4 separate regions of the Homo sapiens genome follow, and all the other regions are linked to region 2. The links are chromatin loops, found by intact Hi-C in ENCODE. Cell type or tissue: Panc1. All regions are shown on one strand. Links, peaks and the distances in the headings refer to the core of each region. The heading gives the core; the rest is flanking DNA.

Evidence for each region. A loop is a pair of places that touch in the nucleus more often than their neighbours do. Peaks named below come from ENCODE experiments on the same cell type or tissue, not always from the same donor. Only the 100,000 strongest peaks of a DNase experiment are listed, where the experiment ranks them.
Region 1: a loop joins it to region 2, with 14 times the contacts of the local background. A loop is called at or near these places in 25 of 110 quality-filtered maps.
Region 3: a loop joins it to region 2, with 2.1 times the contacts of the local background. A loop is called at or near these places in 8 of 110 quality-filtered maps.
Region 4: it touches region 2 in a loop (15-fold over the local background); 55 of 110 quality-filtered maps call a loop at or near these places.

Annotation. Positions count from the first base shown.
Region 1 is chr5:103,805,821-103,811,169 of GRCh38, forward strand. All of the region lies in intron 2 of LOC105379107 (a long non-coding RNA gene), which reads left to right. Among named protein-coding and RNA genes, the nearest start is that of NUDT12, 250 kb to the left of the region's middle. In Panc1, for the core only: CTCF peaks have their summits at 2,842 (motif pointing right) and 3,138; a DNase peak (open chromatin) is centred at 2,861; H3K27ac peaks cover 625 bases.
Region 2 is chr5:104,176,457-104,181,805 of GRCh38, forward strand. No RefSeq gene overlaps it. Among named protein-coding and RNA genes, the nearest start is that of NIHCOLE, 98 kb to the left of the region's middle. In Panc1, for the core only: CTCF peaks have their summits at 2,830 (motif pointing left) and 3,033; DNase peaks (open chromatin) are centred at 2,602 and 2,835; H3K27ac peaks cover 359 bases.
Region 3 is chr5:103,939,461-103,944,809 of GRCh38, forward strand. It overlaps a transcript of LOC105379107 not described here. Among named protein-coding and RNA genes, the nearest start is that of NIHCOLE, 140 kb to the right of the region's middle. In Panc1, for the core only: CTCF peaks have their summits at 3,336 (motif pointing right) and 3,538; no DNase peak of the experiment used is centred there; H3K27ac peaks cover 1,038 bases.
Region 4 is chr5:103,579,784-103,585,132 of GRCh38, forward strand. No RefSeq gene overlaps it. Among named protein-coding and RNA genes, the nearest start is that of NUDT12, 20 kb to the left of the region's middle. In Panc1, for the core only: CTCF peaks have their summits at 2,769 (motif pointing right) and 2,971; a DNase peak (open chromatin) is centred at 2,777; H3K27me3 peaks cover 610 bases.

The DNA of each region.
Region 1 (5,349 bases), core at 176-5,175, 370 kb before region 2:
TTAAAATGCACGTCTCAGGAAAAATCAGTTTTTGACTTAGAATCATTTGTGTTGGGAGTCAAAAATTGCTCTAAGCCTTTAACTTTAAAACAAAGAGGAGAGTTTGAAGTATATGTGTTGAGGGTGGGGGCAGTGAGGGATTGGAGGTTTGGAAGTGGGATAAATTCACAACTCAGGAAGATTAGAGACCACAGAAAAAAGCTGGGTGTAAATTTCCTACTTCATCTTTCTGCCCAAAGCCAGCTCTGTTCCTCTTCAGCTATGTGAGTGCAAATAAAAAAGAGAGGCATTGAAAATACGCTACTGACACAATCCGTTTTTCCGTGTTCCTTTTTACAGAATTTGCTTTTGCAACTAGGGAATACGTACCAACATTTTGGAATGATCTTGCTGACAGTTCAAGAAGAATGTAATCAATAGACACAGGGTTGCTAATCAACTCATCTGGTTTTGTTGTTGTTGTTGTTGTTATGGGGTGATGGTGGGGCAATCATATTCCATTTCTATTGACAGAAATCTGATTCAGAAGTAATTATTGGCAGCATCCCTTTTCTGTGCCAAAGAAATGATTTTCTTTCAGTATAAATGCCATAATAAACTTATTTTGTGAGGGAAGAAGAGAGATGAATGAACCTTGGCATTCCCTTGTTTATACTCAGAACATAGCTATTCGTTAATTTTATTATGCTGCAAAGTAAAATGTGCAAGTTTATCTTTTAAAATAACTCAAGAAATGACAACGAATTGCAAAGGATAGCATAAGAATATGGAGGGGCAAAAAGAGAGAATAAAATGTTTTGTTTTCTCCACAGGAAATTAAGCGAAATATATTAAACTTTTCTTTAAAATAAATATTAATGATCAGTAATTCAATTTCCTGTCTGTTTGTGTTTTAAATCCTGCAGCGTTCGTTCTGGTTGCTTTGATGTCCAGTCTGTTTTTGTTATCACTGGGCTAACACAGTGAAAGACAGTGTTGTACTCTGCCCAGGGCTCTAACAAGTCTCTTTGAAACTTTGGAAATAGTTTGCCACTAAAGGACTCAGAAAAATCACTGCCTTTCCTGTTGTTATTTATTATAATCTGTAAGTGGAAAAATTGCTATTCTGAAAGAAAAAGTTAATATATTTAATGCTTTATTCAATTAGACCTATTGTTTTCTGATGGCCCCCAGAATGTTTGGAAACACTCTATAAAATTAACATCTAGGTACAAAAGACTCCCAGTAAATAGTTACAACAACAACAAAAACAAGAAAAAATTAACAAAGCAGCAAAATGAAAACTGATAAATCCTTAAATTTCAGGGGAATGTGTCAGGAAATGTTTCCCATTTCAAATCATAACAGATAGGAAAAATTGCATAGGTGATGTATCATACAAACTGAACTTGAGCACTTTTTCTTTTCTCTAAACGCAGTTCAAAATGGTCTCATCTTTATTATAGTCTTTAAATAATTATTAGGCTTAATTGCCACAGTTCATAGAAATTTTAAAATTAGCAAGTGGTGCTTATCTCTCCGCAGTGCTCAGTGTTAATAAAACATGCTGCTCCATAAACACATTTCACATCATATTTGTCCATGATTATTTCATTGCTTTTCCAAGTACAGATGCCAGCAAACAAAGTGTTGCTGAATTCCTGTAATTACCAGCATTTGCCTCGATTTGGGTCCATGAAGTATGTAGTCAATCTCTATTGTCTTCTGCCTCTGTTTTGAATCTGTCCCCAGTGCAGGAATGTCAAAAACACCATTTAGCAACACAGCCTGCTCAATTTTAAAAAGGGAAAATCACATTCAAGCTACTAATTAAGAAAAGAAGAGAAGTGAGCTGTGAATTAAAAAAAAAAAACTACCTTCTAAAAGGCTTTAACAAGAAACTTGCAACTCTGCTGCATTCAGAAAAAGAATGATCCTTATTTATCAAAGCTAAATTCTAATATAGCAGTTAGAGGTGAGATTTAACTGACTTGTTAATATTTTAAAAACAGCCAAGTAAATGAAAATTCAAGTAATTTCTATTTCTTTTCTATCTTTAAAGGGGAGCTTAATTAACTGATTTTTTTCAGCTATCTAACACTCCTTTGTTAGAAGATTCTTCCATCCACTTAAGATCCTTTTGATATTTTGTTAAATGTGCATTCCTTTGAAAAACTACACTGATGCCCTATCATGCCCAGATATTTGGCAAAATTGTCATAGAGTTGTTTCTTCAATAGAATACTTCTACCAAATAATTTGTCTTAATGATTCTCAGAACATTTAGGATAAATCATGTTGATCACCATTTGATTTTGATCAAAATCATATATTGATCACTAAGCGTAAATAATTTAAAACGGTAAATACCAAACAGTAAGAAAATCCTTCTTCCATGTAATATTACAATATGGAGACTACTTCAGCAATAAGTAAGTGAAAAATACCAGTTGTAGATCTGGAAGTAGAATCCAAGCAGGCTCTATAACCATATGTAGTTTGAGCACAGGAATTATGTCATAGGTTATTCTTTCTAAATTAATTATTTATTACTTTAATGCTATATGTAGATTGATAAAAAATATGAAAAGGTAAGTATGCTCAGCCATACTTTGCTGATTTGGTCTAACAGAGTAAATTATAGCAGGAACAGAGTTCTGTTAAACTATTTGAATACCTTATGCTTCTTTATGTTTCCCATGATACTTTGAAAGTGGTAGTGTAGACAATTGCCCTTACTTCTACTGTCATTCTCCTAGAAATAAGAAATACATTAAAGTCTATCAATAGCTCACCATGTTTACGATCTCACTTTTTCTACCTTAGGACCTAGGCCCAGGGGCACTTACAGAGGCCAGCCACTAGATGCTGCTAGTATTCTTTCCATTGAGTAGTATTCTGCCAAGCAAGCTTTCCATTCCAGGATGTCAAAAGACATTGAAGTTTTTCTCAAATTGGCGCCATTTGACCTTCACCCATAGCTGTAGCTTCGTTGCTATCTACAGTCTATTCCTTACCTTGGGTAGCAGGTATTTAAAGAGGTCTAATTTTTGAGACTTACCATTAAATCATCTTGGAAGATATTTTTCCAGTCCTTATCTGAATTTTATTTTCCTACATGCCTGCATTTCTGTCTTGGACCTCATGCAGTGCCCATGAAGGGCTGGATTCTTGGCAGTCTCCCTTCTCCCTTCTCCTTTTACCTTCAAATTACTAGAATTTTACTTATCAACTTGATTTTGACAACTAGGTCCCTGCTACCTTTTGAGTGTTTGCCCAGCCTTCTAACTGCTGACCCATCTGGATTTTCTATTAGTTAAAATACATGTTCTATGTATATATTCAAAGTTAGGTCAGATAGCAGGGCAATATGGCTTCACTTTGGTGCTCAAATAAATACACGATTTTAACTTACTAGCTGGCTGAAAGAGTATCTCTTTTTTATGGCCACTCTTCACTCTCATCTCTTTCCACCAAGCTGTTTAGTAGAGTAAAATAGATGAAGATAATGTTCTCTGATAGAGGGAATTGTTCTTTGTCCAAGATTTTGGAAATAGTCTCTCTTTTCTATGATAATATTAAAATTTTGAGTCTTATTTGAATGAATTTTGTTGCCTAAAAAATTACAACTTTAACAGGTACTTATAATGAGATATTTTCTAAAATAGTAACATATTTGAGATTATTTTGGTAAATAATATATTTTTATTTCAAATCTCAGAAAGATATTGAACTAAAACTTCAGGCCGGGCGCGGTGGCTCACATCTGTAATCTCAGCACTTCAGGAGGCCAAGGCGTGCAGATCACGAGGTCGGGAGATCGAGACCATCCTGGCTAACACGCTGAAACCCCTTTTCTACTAAAAATACAAAAAAAATTAGCTGGGCGTGGTGGCATGTGCCTGTAGTCCCAGCTACTCAGGAGGCTGAGGCAGGAGGATGGCGTGAACCCCGGAGGCGGAGCTTGCAGTGAGCCGAGATCGTGCCACTGCACTCCAGCCTGGGCGACAGAGAGAGACTCAGAATTAAAAAAAAAAAAAAAAAAAAAAGGCATGTTTTATATAATTGGATAAGTAGTAAATGGGTTAGTAAATTTCTGACTTTTAAAATCAACTAAATACTGAACATTTCAATTCCAATATATATGTTAACATAAAAATCACATTTGAATTGAAAGCTAAATGCCAAGATAGTTGCCAAGCCCTGAAACAAGTTTTGTATTTTTTAACTTGTTCAGGAAAAGGTATTGGTCTTACAACTCCATGCTTGCAGATGTAGGGATTGGTTGCAAGTAATAATAATAATATAAAATTCCCAGTATAAGCATACTAGGAAGACCTGACCAGAGATGTCCTAATAAACCAGTAAATATATGTATACCACTATGACTAGTATATAAAGCAAAACTCTGAAAGATACTCTGCTGCAGGAAAAATTGGAAATGTTTATGCTTTTTATGGGTTTGGGTTTTTAGCTTTAAAAATTGATACTTGTTTAGTAACATAATATCTAAGGGTAAATCACATCCTGATACCCATGTTTCTACTTGAATAACAGAATTTACATTTATATTTATCCTCCAAATCATATAGCTCAGGTTTACACTCCCAACAAGGCTCCTTCTCCATAAGACTTTGTATACATTTAATAATACTTCTTCAAAAATAAAGCAGATGTATTTACTCTAGCTCCTGTAGTTCTAATTTTGTTGAACTAAGCATGTAGTTCTAAGCATGAGATGGCTTAATGACATTGGTCTTTTTTGTGTGTGTGTGACAGAGTCTCGCTCTGTTGACAGGCTGTAGTGCAGTGGTGCTATCTCGGCTCACCTCCACCTCCTGGGTTCAAGAGATTCTCCTGCCTCAGCCTCCCAAGTAGCTGGGACTACAGGTGTGCACCACCATGCCCAGCTAATTTTTTTATTTTTTTAGTAGAGATGGAGTTTCACCATGTTGGCCAGGATGGTCTTGATCTCTTGACCTCGTGATCCAGCCGCCTCAGCCTCCCAAAGTGCTGGGATTACAGGTGTGAGCCACTGTGCCCAGCCACATTGGTCTTATTTTATCAACCCTACTCAGACATAGAAATCATTTAGATAACGATGATTAAGCTTCCTAGCAATTCATTTTATTTTCTTTTTTAGGGGGGAGGGTAGTTTGTTGGAAGCAAAACAGTAAAGAACACATGAAGTGATAGAATTTGATAAATTTTAGAACATTTATAGAAGATATAAGTATAGCAGAAGTAATACATTAAAGTTGTAATAGTAATTTCGTTGGATGAAGACAAGCATACAATCTTACTGCTTTTATTTTTTATTTATATTTTTTATCTAGATTGTCTGATAGCTTAAGTTTATATTCTAGTGGG
Region 2 (5,349 bases), core at 190-5,189:
ATATTAGGTATAAATATAGTAGAATGTATTTTTAATATCAGTATGCTGAAAACTATAGAACACTGATAATAGAAATAGATAAATTATACTCATTGATTGGAAGACTCAATATTTTTAATAGGTTAATTTTCCCCAAATTGATATAGATTCACTGAAATCTCATTAACGTCCCAGTTGGATTTTTGTTTTTTTAATAAGTGATCACAACCACAAATTTTTGAAAACATCTTTTTATACAGATGTTCATTATGTTATATATTTATGTAATGCATATTTTGTGTTTTGTTTATTTATTTAGATGGAGTCTCACTCTTGTCGCCCAGGCTGGAGTGCAGTGGTGCAGTCTCAGCTCAGTTATTTTAAGTCATTGAACATATTTATAATAGATAGGTCCTTGACTATCAATTCTATTAACTGGGTATATGAGGAGTTTGTTTCTTAGGAATATTTATTTTATTTATAGTGGATCATATTTACTTCCTTTTTCTCATGTCTGTTAATATTTTGTCATACCCTTACCATTGTGAATGATACATTGTCTAAATTTTGAATTCTATCATCTTGCCCTGAAATGTGGATTTTGTTCTACCAGGCTAAACTACTGATTGATAACTTTGAAGTTGTAATTCTTGATCTACACTTTGTTAGGGCAGATCTATGGAAAGCCTGAGATGTTGACCAAAACCCTCTCATCTGGAAGTGTTTAAACTGCAAACTCCCTCTTTCTGAGGTGGACGGTATCTTAAATCTTTGCTTACTACTTTGAGCTTTTAACTTGCTGTTTTCTGGTGTCTGTTCTCCCTCCATGTATAATTTAACTGTCTGTAAAGAGGTTAAGCGGCTATTTATGTGGAGATTTTAGGATTCTATTCACTATAATCCCTCTCTTTTGGAAGTCCTATTGGATTCTCTGACAACTCAAGCCTATAAGATTATGGCTTTCAGCTCTTCTGCTCAATTTCTATTTGTTTGACATCATTTTTGTATTATGGAATATCTTCTGAGGAAAAGCCATGTTTAATATAGATTTACGGGTTAGTATGCTAGATGTTTAGGGTTAGTATGCTACATTCTAGTTTCAGTTATGCACTTATAATTTTAAATTTCGTTTTTATTTTTTGAAATATAGTTTTGAGATATTCATATACTATAAAATTTATACATGTAAAGTATACAATTTACTGGAGTTTTAATAGTATATCTCAACGTTGCATAAACACTACCACAATCTAATTTCAGAACACTTTCTTCACTCCATATGGCTCAATGTGTTTCCATACTTATGACCCTGGCGACCACTAATCCACTTTCCACCTCTATGAATTTGCCTACTTGGCATATAAATGAAAGTATACAATAGTGATATAGGAGTTAAGAAGGAATCACTTAAGCAGATAATAAGGGTATGAGAGTCCTTGGTAAGGCTTTTCTTTTTAATGAAAAGCAGCCACAAATTATTTTCTAACAAAGAGCAGACAGTAAAGACAAGCTGCAAACAGACAAGAAAGCTGGGAGTTTGCACAGGTGAATGCCAGCAGGAACTAGGGGATACACATGTTCAAGATGGTGGCTCCATCTTTCCTTCTCTGCCAGCCACGTGTACAATAAAGATCAGACAAGATGGTACTGGCCAAGGGGAGAATTTATTTTTATATTAAGATTAGGATGGGGCAACCAGCCGTCCCTGAACCCTATGTAAACATCATACCTGATCTAACCAATCTGTGAACGCTGTGTAAATCAGACACTGCCTCCTCAAGCCGGGATATAAAAACTGGTGTGTCCACCGCCAGCTGGTTTTTTCTGCTCGGAAGTCTTCTCTCAATAGAGAGAGCTGTTTTTCTTTCTCTTTCCTTCTGCTCGGAAGTCCCCTCTCAATAGAGAGAGCTGTTTTTCTTTCTCTTTCCTTCTGCCTATTAAACCCCTGCTCCTAAACTTTTAGTATGCGACCATGTCCTAAATTTTCCTGGCTTGAGACGATGAACCCTGGGTATATAACCCAGACAACATAGTTGCTTTATACTGGAGATCTCGTCCAGGATACCAAGGTAAAACATTTATCAAAATGGTGAGTAGAGGAGCAAACTCCAACTCTGTCCTTTCATTTCGGGGCTCTTGCCCTCCATTTTAGAACCAAATCAAATCAATAAAGGGCATCTGTCAGCCAGGTAAAAACACAGTTAATGTGGCTGCTGTTCTTAAAGACCTAGATGTGAAGCTTGCTGAGGAGAACATGGAGAATCCCCTGCAACCACGGGTTGCTGGACATGTTGGCCATGTTTGAACCAGCTTCCTTTCATGGAGGACTTAACTGTTGCATGGGGCTGAAAGAGGTTTCAGTGCAACTAAGGATTCCTGGCTGGGGCTATCCCCTGGTTTTATCCAAAGGCTTCTGGACTGACCCCAACCTCTGACCACCCAATGGGGTGTCGGCTACATAATCTCCAACTTTTCTATTGTAATTTCCTCCTTTCCTCTCCACAACTGCCATATCTCCTATGCTCTCTGCATATGCAATATGTGGGAAGTTTTACAGTTCAGGGAAGTAATCTTATTTGGCAAGATCAAGGAGTATTGTAGTAACTGGGGATATAGCTCAAGGGAAGGCGTCTTTCTGATTTTCTAAAAACAGAGGGTCTCCCTTCTACACCGAGCATACTCTCTGCCCGTGGTCTGGAGAGCACCTGGCATTTCTAGGTCACTCTCTGCCCCTGGTCTGGAGAGCACATGGCATTTCCAGGTCTCTCTCTGCCCTTGGTCTGAAGAACACATGGCATGTCAACGTCACTCTGCCCTTGGTGTGGCGAGCACATAGCATTTCAAGGTCAACAGCACCACCTAGTGGCATCGAGATAATCTCCATGAGGCACACCATTGGTTCGTTACCAAAACACTCTTAGCTTACCAATTCTCTTCCCTTTTTGTGCCTCTCTACTAGAAACCAGCCTTCATGCTCCTGTAAATGGCGAAATTCTGCCTTCAACAACTAGGAGTAACATATTATCCGGAGCTAAATTCTAGTCTCAATACTGTCCCATCAGCAGGAAAATAGCCATTTGGTTCCCACATTCCTTTAAGTCACCTATTCTGCCTCTAATTAGAATGGTATTTAATTAGTAAGGGGATTTTTAAGTTCAGAAGTTAACCAGAACCATTTTCTAAGGTTAAATGCTTTAGCATGGGCTATAACAGTAGGATATGGAGCCCAAATCAACCCACTTCCTCCATTAAGGAGGAAAGTGCAAAAGTTTCCCAAAAGCAACTTTCACATAGTCTCTCGAGAGATCCTTTTTTTTTTTCGGGGAGCTAGGCAGGTCATACAAGTCTAGGAAGTCAAAGGGGAATCACAGGCAGAGAACTACAGCTGCATGGTGGGCGTGACTAATCCCAATCTCTTAGTTCCTCTGGTTCCATGGCTGGGGGTCACACCTGCAACCATGGGTGGCACATTCAACAAGGTGCCAGGACCCAGGAACCACGGAGGGGAAACAGCTGGGGGACACCCACACTGTCTTCCTCCCAACTCTGGGTCATACCAAAAGGAAGAAGGCAAAAGGGATACCTTTTTCTCACTTCTCTTTCTAGATGGGTAACAGGTTATCTTCGGGCTGTACTCCTCTGGAGTGCATTCTGAAGCACTGGGACTCCTTTGACCCTGAGACTTTGAAGAAAACATGGCCCATTTTCTTTTGCATAAGGGCATGGTCTTTTTACCCTCTTGAACCAGCCTGGCTTGTGGAAGGAAGCTTAATTTTAATATTAACTGACAGTTAGATCTTTTCTGCAGATGGGAGGGCAAATGGTCCAAGGTACCTTATGTGCAGGCTTTCTTTTGCTCTGCGTGACAACCCATATCTTTGCAAACATTGCACAATTGACTCAGCCCTTTTACCTATCATGTCAGACGGTCCCAAGGGGAATGATTCCCCAAGACTAGAAAAGCAAATTCTGCAGAAACCATCTGAGGCAGCTATTGAGTGTGCCAGCCCTTCCAGTCTCCCTTATCTGGGGCCACTTCCAACCATGCCACAGATCTTCCACCTCCACCATCTCCAAAGTTTCCCACTTTCACACATTCACTGTTCCCTCTACAGGAAAGGCCCAATGGAGGTGATGCCATTAGGGTTCAAGTTCCCTCCTCATTGCAAGCTCTTAGGCAAGTAAAGGGAGACCTAAGCCAATTTTCTGATGACACTGATAGGTATATAGAAGCCATCCAAAATTTAACTCAGGTATTTGACCTCTCCTGGAGGGATGTTATGCTGCTCCTAAGCCAAACCCTAACCACAGCTGAGAGGCAGGTAGCTCTGTAGGCAGCAGAGAAATTCAGAAATGAGCAATGTGTCTCCCGTAGTAGGTCTAAAAGAAAAGAGAAAATAGGGAAGGTGAAGAAATAATGGAAACTCCATTCCCAAAAGGAAGGAAAGCAGTTCCTCTTGACAACTCTAATTGGGGCCCTAATGATGCTACAGATGAATGGAAAAGGAAACATTTTTTAATGTGCATATTTAAGGTCACACCTGCAACTATGGGCAGCACATTCAACAAGTGCCAGGACCCAGATCTAGTGCCAGAAAAACTTGGACTAAACCTCTTAATTACTCTAAACTGTTCATGATAGATCAAAAGCCAGATGAGAATCCTACAGCCTTCTTGGAAAGACTGAGAGAGGCACTAATAAAGCACAACAATAATCCATAAACTCTTTAGCCTCAGTAGTAATACAGAATAGACAGGCCCTAGATGTCCTTACAGCCAAAGGAGGGGGACCTGGGAGTCTTAAATGAAAAATGCTGCTTCCAGATCAACACCTCTAGTCAAGTAGAAGAAAACCTACAGTTGCTTAAAGATCAAGTTAAAATCAATTACAGATTAAAAGAAAATGCAGGCTCCAGCCCTGGATGGCTACAATCCCTCTTTAATGAATTCTAGTCTTCTTCGTGAAACTGGCTAGTGACATTGTTAACTGGTTAGTGCCCCCTCTTGCTCATATGTTTTATATTAACGTCTGGACCTTGTCTACTCAATACTGTTACTCAAATTGTTTACTCTTGCCTAGAAGCAATCCAATTCCAAATGGTGCTGCAGAGTGAACCACACATGGACACGCCTTTCTTCCGAGGACTCTTAGTTCAACCCCAGGAGGATCCCTACTTTCTGTTCCTCACACTGCTTTTCAGCAGGAAGTAGCCAGAAAGAGTCATTGACCAACACCCCTAACAGCAGTTAGGGTTACCACTCCTGAGTGAGGAAGGACATAGGAGTTAAGAAGAAATCACTTTAGCAGATAGTAAGGGTAGTGTAGTCCTCAGTAAGGCTTTTCTTTTTAATAAAAAGCAGCCACACATA
Region 3 (5,349 bases), core at 282-5,281, 240 kb before region 2:
ATTATTCCACATTGAGATAAACATGTGATAGGTGAGCTTTTCACAGGAAAACTGGGAGATCTACTCATGCTACCCTGCGTGGAAATGATTTTTTTAATTATATGAAACAGTAAGTTGAAGGTAATATTTATAAATAAAAATCTCTAAATATTTAGAGATGATTTAGAGATATTATCTCCAACTTCGTAAGCATTTCAAGTAACTTTAAATTTTAATTGAATTTCACTGAATTACTAAATCTAGAAATAATTCTAAGGAGATATTGACCAAAACTAGACGTAGTCTGGCTCTGTCACCCAGGCTGGAGTGCCGTGGCATGATCTTGGCTCACTGCAACCTCCGCCTCCCGGGTTCAAGCAATTCTCTGCCTCAGCCTGCCGAGTAGCTGGGATTACAGGCACCCGCCGCCACGCCCAGCTAATTTTTTTTGTATTTTCAGTAGAGACGGGGTTTCACCATCTTGGCCAGGCTGGTCTTGAACTCCTGACCTCGTGATCCACTCGCCTCGACCTCCCAAAGTGCTGGGATTACAGGCGTGAGCCACCATGCCTAGCCTCCTCTTTTCTTTTCTAAAGGTCTGTAAGTGAAGGCTGTGAGTTTGAGGACTTCTCTGTAGTATAATGGTTGGCAGAAAATCAAGCTTTGGTGCTTGGAACCTAAATACAAATTTTCTGGTATTAAGAATACTTTATTTTTAAAACTTTTACCAACTGCTATAGTAAACTGATATTTGTATCCATGTAAATAAACATATATAAACATACAAATATACATAAATAATTCTATTGTTTTATAAATATAACAATTTCGCTGTTATATAAATATATGAACATAAACATGTTTATTTACACAGATAAAAATAGTTTACTCTATATAGTTTATATATATAAAAACTATAAACTGATGTGTATCAGTTTGCTATATATTAGTATTTACATGTGTATAAATATTGGTTTATCATAGCACTTGTGTGTGTGTATCTATCTACTTGTTGTTTCCTTGTCTTTATACATTTTTCAAATGTGGAAAGAGAAGGATAAGAGAAAGCATATAGTAGCAGGCAAATAAAGGCTAAAATTCTTAGTATTCTTAGTATTTAAGTTTTAATAAATTAATAACTAACCTGCCTTTCAGCTTTAACACCCTGCTGTGAACAAAGCTAAAATCTATATTTGAATGTTTGCCCTAGTTGTATTTCGCTTGGGTAGAGGGGTGTGATTGCTAAGCATTGCCCTAAAAGGCTTAGAAATTTCTGATGCTAGTCTCATATTGTGTCTATTTAACCAAACTTTTTGTGTCTTGACCTTAACAAATAAAGAATACAAGGTATTAATATGGTTCAAGATGGATGTTGTATATGTGAGAATTCATAATACTAATTTCTATATTTGTATCCACATTTGAAAACATCAATAATGCAATATTAAAAGAAGCAACATGGCCAAGAAATATTGATGGATAAAAGAATAAGATGAAACTGAAACTCAAACATGACATCTCGCTCTATTGACATAAAAATATACCCCAATATATAAACCCTTTCCTCAGAGTATATCCTTCTTATCATTCCCTTTCAACCCAGAAACTTTTTCCAAACAAATAGAGTTCAATTTTTCCCACCACTAAATACTTTGGTAATATTAGAATTGAGAGATTTTGGCAACTGTCAAGAATTTTGCTCTTTCAAAGAGTATTCACTCTCGCCTTGTCAATTTCAGCATGGGAATGCTGTTTTTCTCAGGCTTTTATATAATATGGTTTTATGTGTGTATACAAGTGACTTTTTAATGTTAGAGTATCAGAATTCTATTAAAATAGTTCTATTCTGGCTCTAAAAGATCTTGGATGAATTAACATGGGGATCATTTATGTAGGCAATATTCATTATTCTTATTTAGAAAGTCGTATTTGCTGATGGCCATGAAAGGGTTTTATTTTGATTCTGAATTTTCAGTTGGCAACTAAATCAAAAACCCATTTTCAATAACTGCTAGTAAATAGCTCACATATTTCTATGCTTCATTTTCTTCAGTTTACCTATAAAGTTTAAGTGTGATAAAGCTGCAGAATAATCTCTTGCAAAGGGCATCAGGAGACACCTAGTTTATATTTTCTTATCATCACCTCACGTTTCTCACTAAATACAGCATTGTCTTTATCTTCTAATCTCTAGTCGTAAACTCCTTCATTAAAACCTGAGGGGAATTGTACTAGTAAACATGATGAATTGAGAAGTGTCTTTGAAAGCTGTAGTCTAGTGAATAACTCCAGCAGCAGGCGAATACTTTGTAATAAATTTGAAAATACTTTAACTGTGGAACATACTACCATCTGCTTTCAGTGTTTTTTTAAGGTTTGGAATCTATAAGGTTTTAAAATAGAAAAGAAGAATGTCACAGAAAAAAAATTTTGGCAGTCCCAGTGGTAATCCCTGTACTACGTTTAGTGCCACATGTCGAAAGACACTAATGCCAAACTGCCTATTGTGGCAAGATGTACATTTTTCCTATTTGTTGGAGTCCCCCTTAGAATTAATACTATTTTTTCTTTATCAGAATAGGGAACAGATCCAATTTACTAAAATATAGAATGAAGTTGAAACAGTAATATGTTTTGAAGATATGAACTAGCTAGTTCAATATTTCTTGATGAACACATTGGTAAATTGATTCACAAGCCTAATTACCCTGCCGTTTAAGATCTTTCAACATATAGCGATTCTGGACCAAGAAGCGAGTGGCCATTTTTCATATCAAACACAATATAGTGACATTAATTTTGCTCTCTCTCCATCAGCGCATTAATTCTGTCAGATCTGGTATTAAGGCTTGTAAATAGAAGCCTCAGAATTTTCGGTAAAAAATAGGTAATCTAAAAAACACACTATAAATTACATCTCAATTTTGGGTTAAAGGCAAAATGCCTAGAAAACTCTTAAGCAAAATTTAAAAAATTGATTATGCTCTTGAAAATAATTTTTATTATTCAAGGAAAATATCTTCTTATAAATTCTAAATTTTGGCACTGATCTCTGGGAAAAATGTAAGAAACAATTTGAAGAAAACCAGAATAATCATTTTCACATAATTTTCTAACAAATATACAGAGAGGGATAACAGCAACTTTAGACCAAACAGGATACCAAAATCTAAAACTATCAAATAAGAACATCCTACGACGTCAAAGTAATGTATACCTAATTGTTTTAAGTTAAAATAATACTTAGCATCTTTTAGAATTCTCAATCTTGGGAGACAGACATGTTCAGGTTTGTAATATTCATTGTATGATATTTCTACACACCACTAGAGGCCACACAACTCCAAAAATGAATGAATAATTACATGGCCTGCTAATCAAAGCCCGAAAGAAAATAGAAAGCTAAGTGGAAAGATTTACCATTGTCTGTATAGCAAGACTTTATATCACGGGCCTTTCCCTGGAAGAGTTTAGATTGCCCTTGTGAAGCCACTAGAACTTGTAGACTTTTTACTGCCCTCTCTATTTGCAGCATATTCTTATTCTACCACCAGAATATATGAGATGTGTTTGCGTGCACAGCACATGAACAATGGAAAGAAATATACCTCTGAACCTTCTCAATATTCTAATAGAAAGTCATTAGAAAAAAATGTACATACAGTCATATAATTTAGAATGCTAAACATTTGCTTTCTTTCCTGTTAGAAATTTTAAATAACAACGTTTACTTTTGTAACAAAAATATGACATTCTCTGTGTCAAACTTTACATTATATCACACACAATTTTATAATAATTTGATAAACATCCATGGAAATGAGCTGCCTTCTTCCTCTACAAGCCCTTCGCCTCCCAGATGATCTAAGAATTAAGCGTGGGAATATGTGTTTCATTGCCAGTAAACAGACCAGTCTTCTGGATCTCTTCTTATGTCCTAAGTAAAATTAGATGTAGCATTTTCAGCCTGGTTTCTAAACGCTTTGTCTGCCAGCCGGCAGCTTGTCACTTTGAGCAGACTTAACCAATTCGTTTATTTCTCTGGTTCTTAGCTAGATTTGAATCAGGTGACGCTTTAATACCATCTCAGCAAAAATGTAAACTGTGACCTCTATGATGAGTAAGTATTGTCTGGGCTCTGGAAATTTATTTTGTGAAAAACTGGTAGCACCTGTGCTACGTTTTATGGAAGACATAATAATGTTAACTCGCATTTCACTAAGTGCCTTTACTCTGGGAACCTCTGACTGTTTTCCTGATGAAGAAGCGCAATTTTCCTTCTTTTTTACCTAGAGACAGTGTAAGACAGACAAGTTAAATGGCATTGTGATAGCAAACTAATATCTAAGGTAAAAGGTCCCAAGATTTTTAAACTATAACCTTTTACATTGACAATTCATAAAAGATGCTATTTCAGAATTAATAGATCAAAGTTCTAACGGCTTTCTCTAATATTCAGAACAATGTAGAGATTGCTCAGGGGATACAAAAATATCTAAAGGACAGTTCTTCCTTCCAAAAAGCTAACAATCTAGATATAAACCTAAAAATACATCTTCAATAACAATCCGACTACATCTGTTTGCAGTAATATATCAGAAAGAGTTAAAATACAAGGCTGGTCAAGGATATGAGGTTATCACCAGAAAAATAAGAAAACAGAGTGAATTCTTCTTAAAGAATAATTCAAAGCATATAATATTAAACCAAAAAAGAAATGTTTATCTTATATCATAGAAGTGAATACAATCTTCAATGAAGCTGAAAAATTATTACTATTTTTTCTTGAAACAAGATAGCTTCATGACAAATAAAAATGTTGCAAACAATAAAACATAGATAGAGTTTGGTGGGATTCTTTAAAGCATCATCAATATTTTAAAAATCAAAGGAGTTTAAAAAGAGGTATATTGATTATTTTTGTCATATAAATAATTTTAATGTAAGTATGTTTATATGTGTCTATACAAAGCCATCAAATATATCTATATTATATTTATAGAAAAAATCTATCACCAAAAAATGGTAGAGAAAATAATCAATAAATCCCAAAATGTAGATCTTTGTTTCAATAATATTAAAAAATAACTGTAAATTAATAAAAGCTTTAAATAATGCTAACCGTTAGTATTCACAAAAATTACCATGCAGAATAACCCTTACATGAAGATTTATATAACTTGAGAGATATTTAATGTTCATGCATAGACATACTTAATATTTTAAATGTGTCAAACTTCCTAAATCTAGATACAAACTACCTCAAACAAGCTTCTTGAAACAATAAACTGTTCCTAAAATGTACATGGAAGTGCAAAGGATCAAAAACATGAACCCTCTCCAGAAAAAGAAAAGAGGGAAGAAAAGTAC
Region 4 (5,349 bases), core at 140-5,139, 600 kb before region 2:
TAAAATGTGTCAAGACCTTTTTCTCAATTGATATGTTTTAATAAGTTTTATAACATTCAGTTTTTAGTACAGTCTATATACTAAAATTGGAAAATTAGAACTTAGTATAGTCTATATACAAAAATTAGTATGTATAGTCTATCTACTAAAATTAGTATAGTCTATCTACTAAAATTAGTAGATATAGTCTATATACTAAAATTAGTAGATATAGTCTATCTACTAAAATTAGTAGATATAGTCTATCTACTAAAATTAGTAGATATAGTCTATCTACTAAAATTAGTAGATATAGTCTATCTACTAAAATTAGTAGATATAGTCTATCTACTAAAATTAGTAGATATAGTCTATATACTAAAATTAGTAGATATAGTCTATATACTAAAATTAGTAGATATAGTCTATATACTAAAATTAGTAGATATAGTCTATATACTAAAATTAGAATGTTTTTGAAATATGTTTTAAGAAGAAATATGTATTTTTGATAACTGTATTGGCAATTCTTAAAAACGTGGAGGAAGTGATAAATATATCATTTGGTAATTAATTTGTGTAAAGACCCCTAAAATCATTAACAGCAGGATACCTTGAAAATTAAAAGAGCTTATTTAAAATATAAGCTTATTAGCAATAACAAATGGACTTCAAAATGAAATATTTACTTTCTTACCCATTAGCATTTTAATAATGAGAATATTTTAGACATGTACCAGTTTTTACCAGGTTATACTGCAGTGACAATCGACCTCTAAATTTCAGTGACAACAAAATAGATTGATTTCATGTTATATGTCTATTGCAGATTGACATGTAACACAGTCTCACATTATTGTAACACAACCTTACATTGTTGTTCTTTCTTGTATGGTCTAGGGAAAGGAAAGCCAAGGTGGCATTAAGGTTCCTGCTTGGCAATGCCACAAGTCACTTGGGCTTATTTTGGACTGACCAAAGCAAGTCATGAGAAGCAGTTAATATTTTGAAATAATATCACAATCTACTACAAACACCATTATAATTCCTAGGCATGGACCCTGCTTAAGATAAATATTTCAGTTTTGTGTGTGTGTGTGTGTGTGTGTGTGTGTGCATGTGTGCACGTGCATGCACACTTATATCTAAAATTGTATCTCATGGGTAATAGCTACATTTTTCAGCTTTTTTTATTGTTGGCTGGGATTCTAATTTTTTTTGTATCAAAATTTTCCCTGTATTTTTGTAATGTTAACATCTTATTGGAGTCAAGATTTTTGGCTTCAAGAAATAACATCCCACAGCAATCTAGTGTATTACAATGGAGAAGGGTTTATATGGATACAGGGGAATGTTGTAGAACCTACGGGTAGAAGTACTGCTGTGTTCATGTGGAACTAGAAAGTTGTCAGGCATTACTATTACTCTCTGTCTCTTTCTGGATTTTCTTCTTTCCTTATTTCTATGTGTGTGTTTCCTTCTTTGCTCTTTTCAAATGGTCATTTTTCCCTGCTTTTTCATTCATTTGGTACTCAGTGACAGCACCATAGCCCCTGAGTTTACCTGTCTCAACTTTAGAAAACATCAAAGACTCGACCATCCTTTCTGAATCCCAATTCTGATTTCCCAAAAGACAGAAGCACCAGCTGGTAGGCTGTAAGTGACCCACTATGTAATTTAAATCACAGAATTTTAATCTCTATGGATTAGGGGAGGTAGGAGGAGAAATTTGTAGAAAGAAGATTGGACAGACAATCCAAAAGCTGTCTATTATTCAAAGGTTAAATTTCTTATTAAAATAAGAAACTTTAGAATTTTTTAAAAAATAATTATTTTCATGAATATGTTTCAAAGAAGTTTTCAGTTATTTTTTTTTTCTTACTGTTGATAGGGAAATCTGATAAGCACACTGATAAAGCTTTAAAGTTAATGAACAGGGAGTTCTGAAGCCGTTAAACTGTAAAAGAAACAGCTATTGGATATAGTCATGTTCTTTTATACACTTTGTTCTTTCCTTAACCCAGAGGCAGTGTTAGGTCAATGCTCCAACTACACAACTAGCCATCTCCCGTAAGACCCAAGGCAACTGTTTCTCTAGAATAAGGGAGAAAAAGAAAGAAATCCTCACAATTCTTTAAAAAAAGTATTTCAATTTTTCTCAAACATTAAATTGTGCATTAAGCTTGTCTAATATAATTTCAATGTTCTTTTAAATTCCATGAAGTTTAGCTGCACTGGTAAAGCGGATTTAATATATCAGAACATTATACTTTTTTCTCCATCTTTTTATTTAGAAAGTTTGTAAACCTAAGAAAGGTAGAAGGGCTAAAACAGTGATTTCCCATATATCCTTCAACTGGATTCACCAATTTTTGCCACATTTGCTTATATCTTCCTACATGTATACTTCTATCTCCCTACATACATTGAACATGGTTTACTCAACTAAAAGAAGACCAGTTAATTCCCTCTGGAAGAACTTTATTGCCTTCACTTTATTTTGTACTGCATCTCCTGCTTTTTTGTCACATGGAAAATGCTCTTGTAAAAAATATATCTCAATCTAATGTGAATAACCAAAATGGCTCAGGGGCCTTTTCAGTCACCTATTAAGCCCCTCTCTTATGAGAAGAGATGTATTACAGCATAGGTATAACTTTGCCTGTTGTCATTGGTTTGCACACAAAAATGTCTTTAAATTTTGTGTGGATGCTTATTTTCTTGACCACTTTGCCGGAGCTATTCCATTTATTTTATACATGCTGGAAAATGATTTAGAGTCAACAGCAGGTGGCAGTGCTAGCAAACTTTGTGCTTTTGGTACGTAATCAGCTCAGAAAGTGATGTCTTTCAGTAGTACCACAGGAGCAATACAATTAGTAAGGAGTCCTTAAATACCTATGCTTATCTCCAATTTATTTTGAGAATTATTTTTGAAATCAGTTGAAAATTATGGATAAATGTATTTAGAAATACTAGTTTAGAGACTGAATTTTGTTATCATTGTGAGATCAAATAACTGAGAAAAATAGGTTTGTTTTATCCTTGTTTCTGGTTTATTCCATAACCAGAAAAAAAAATGTGAATACTTAAAATTAGAAAGATAAGGTAGTTTGAATCCTGTTAAAATTTGCTGGAAAAATGTCACAGCAACATTTATTTCTATTGATGAAAAGGTAGTTATGTATTTTGAAATTTTGTGGCAAACTTTAAGAAAGCTCTTATAAAGCAAAACTACTCTGATTCACCAGGGTAACAAATTTTAGAAAGCTTAAATTGCTCTTGACATTTATGGAAATAATTTCAAAAATGCTCTTTAGTTATAATTTGTTTCAGAGACCGTAATTTGTTGCAATTCTCTTCTTTCATTTCATAGAAAAGGAAACTGGACAAGCAAGGAATTTTTGTTTTCATTGAGGTATTTGATTTTTCACAACTTTTGTGTCATTTTACCAGAAACAATAAAGACTTTTTAGGAAGTCATATCAACAACTGTTTTATGTTCTTGGATTTTAATAGTTCTTCTGTACATGTGTTTCAATAACTTACATATGGCTTATTTAAATATTTGTATATTTATAGGTTCATATATCATCTAGATATCAGATAATAGCAGAGTAGTTGATTTCTTTTACTAATATGATTATTTAACATTAAGAACTCAGAACACTTAAAGTTAGCATAGAATTGAAAGCTTATGTAGTTTAATGAGATCATTGCTCCAATGGAGAAACTGAGGCCCAGGAAGGATTTCAGTGAAGGAGACTTAATGGTATAGAAAGATCCTGTTACATTCTCTCTTGATTCTCAGGCTGTCTCAGGAACAACTCAGTTGCAAATTATTATTTTATTTACTTATACTCTCAGGACTCCTGCATTCACTAGGTTCTGTATTTTACTATGAAGAAAATTACTGATAAAAATTCTGTCCTCCCCAAGAAGCATGCATTTTAGCCATTTCTCTAATTAACTGGTTGGCCTCATACCCCCATTTCCTAGATGTGTAATTAAAATTCAATGAGTCTTCCTGAACTATAGTTTCAGTGCTTTTGAGAACTATGTAGCAGCAGCTATTATTATTCCTACCTTTTAAGACTGACCAGTGAAAAAAAAATGATAAAATGTTTAAGTTATATTAAGATAAAACAGCAAGTCATCAAAAGGTGTGAGGAGGACAATAGAACTCTGAGGCATAATTACCGATTCCCCAAGGAGCAGCCTTTCCCACGAAAAACAAACAAGACAGAATGGAATCTTAAAATTTTCTTCAAGGATTACATTAAAATTAGGAAATGAAATGGAAACATTCTATGCATTATATGTGGAATAAATCATTTTGAAATAGAAGCACACTGCCTGTTCTCAATAAGATATCAATGATTTATTGAAGTTATTAGTTAACTGAAACACACAATTTTTGGCATACTATTGAAATTTAACTTTGATTACATTTTAATTATTACTCCATTAAAACCTATTATTTACATACAATAGCTTTTTATAAGGTTAGGCAAATCACTGTTTCTTGAAAATTCTCAGGTCATGTGTGCAGCCAAGTGACAGTGCCTTAGAAAGAGAACTTTAGTTTGGCCTGTGGTAATCTATGTTTTAAATTACAGCACAACTCATTCCAAATCAATATAATGAATTGATTTGTAAACGTTTGAGGCAGGACTGCTTTCTTTGGATTTTGTCTATTGAATGTGCACTGCAGTTAAAGCATCCTTTTTCTGCATAATTAAGTCTATGTTCTTGGCTTTTCACTGAGTTTAAACTGGTTTTAAAAGGCAGAAATGTATGTTAAGGCAAAATTATGCACATCCATTATTCTTAGTCTTATAAATATTGAAGCATTTTTTTCCCTTTTAGTGAGAAATGGAAGAGAAAATAAAGCTGAATGCCCTGAACTTTAGTTCCCCTTTCTGAGGATATTTTAAACTATTTTAATTCTGGGAAGCATTGAACATACTTCCCTCAAATGCCTAAATTGCCTGAATACACAGTAACATTCTTTATTCTTACAGTGAGGGCAATGTTTAAATTATGGTATATGAGAATGAGTGAACAAGAACAAGATGGTGATTTGAATTCTGAGAATTCTGAAAAGATTTTGAGCTAATATATAAATAGAAAGAGCTATTGTAAAAAATCAATTCAACCAACATTTATTGAGCACATGTAATAGTGCCTTATATATAGCAGACATTGGGTTAGTCACTTCATAAATATCTTCCAATTTCACAACAATCCTGCAGATTGTTTTATTCCACGTCTACATATGAGAAACTAGAAAGTCAAGCTATTGAAACTAGGACTAAAACATGAATCTCCATCATGATCTTTTGGCTGCGAAAGCAACATGTTGCTTTG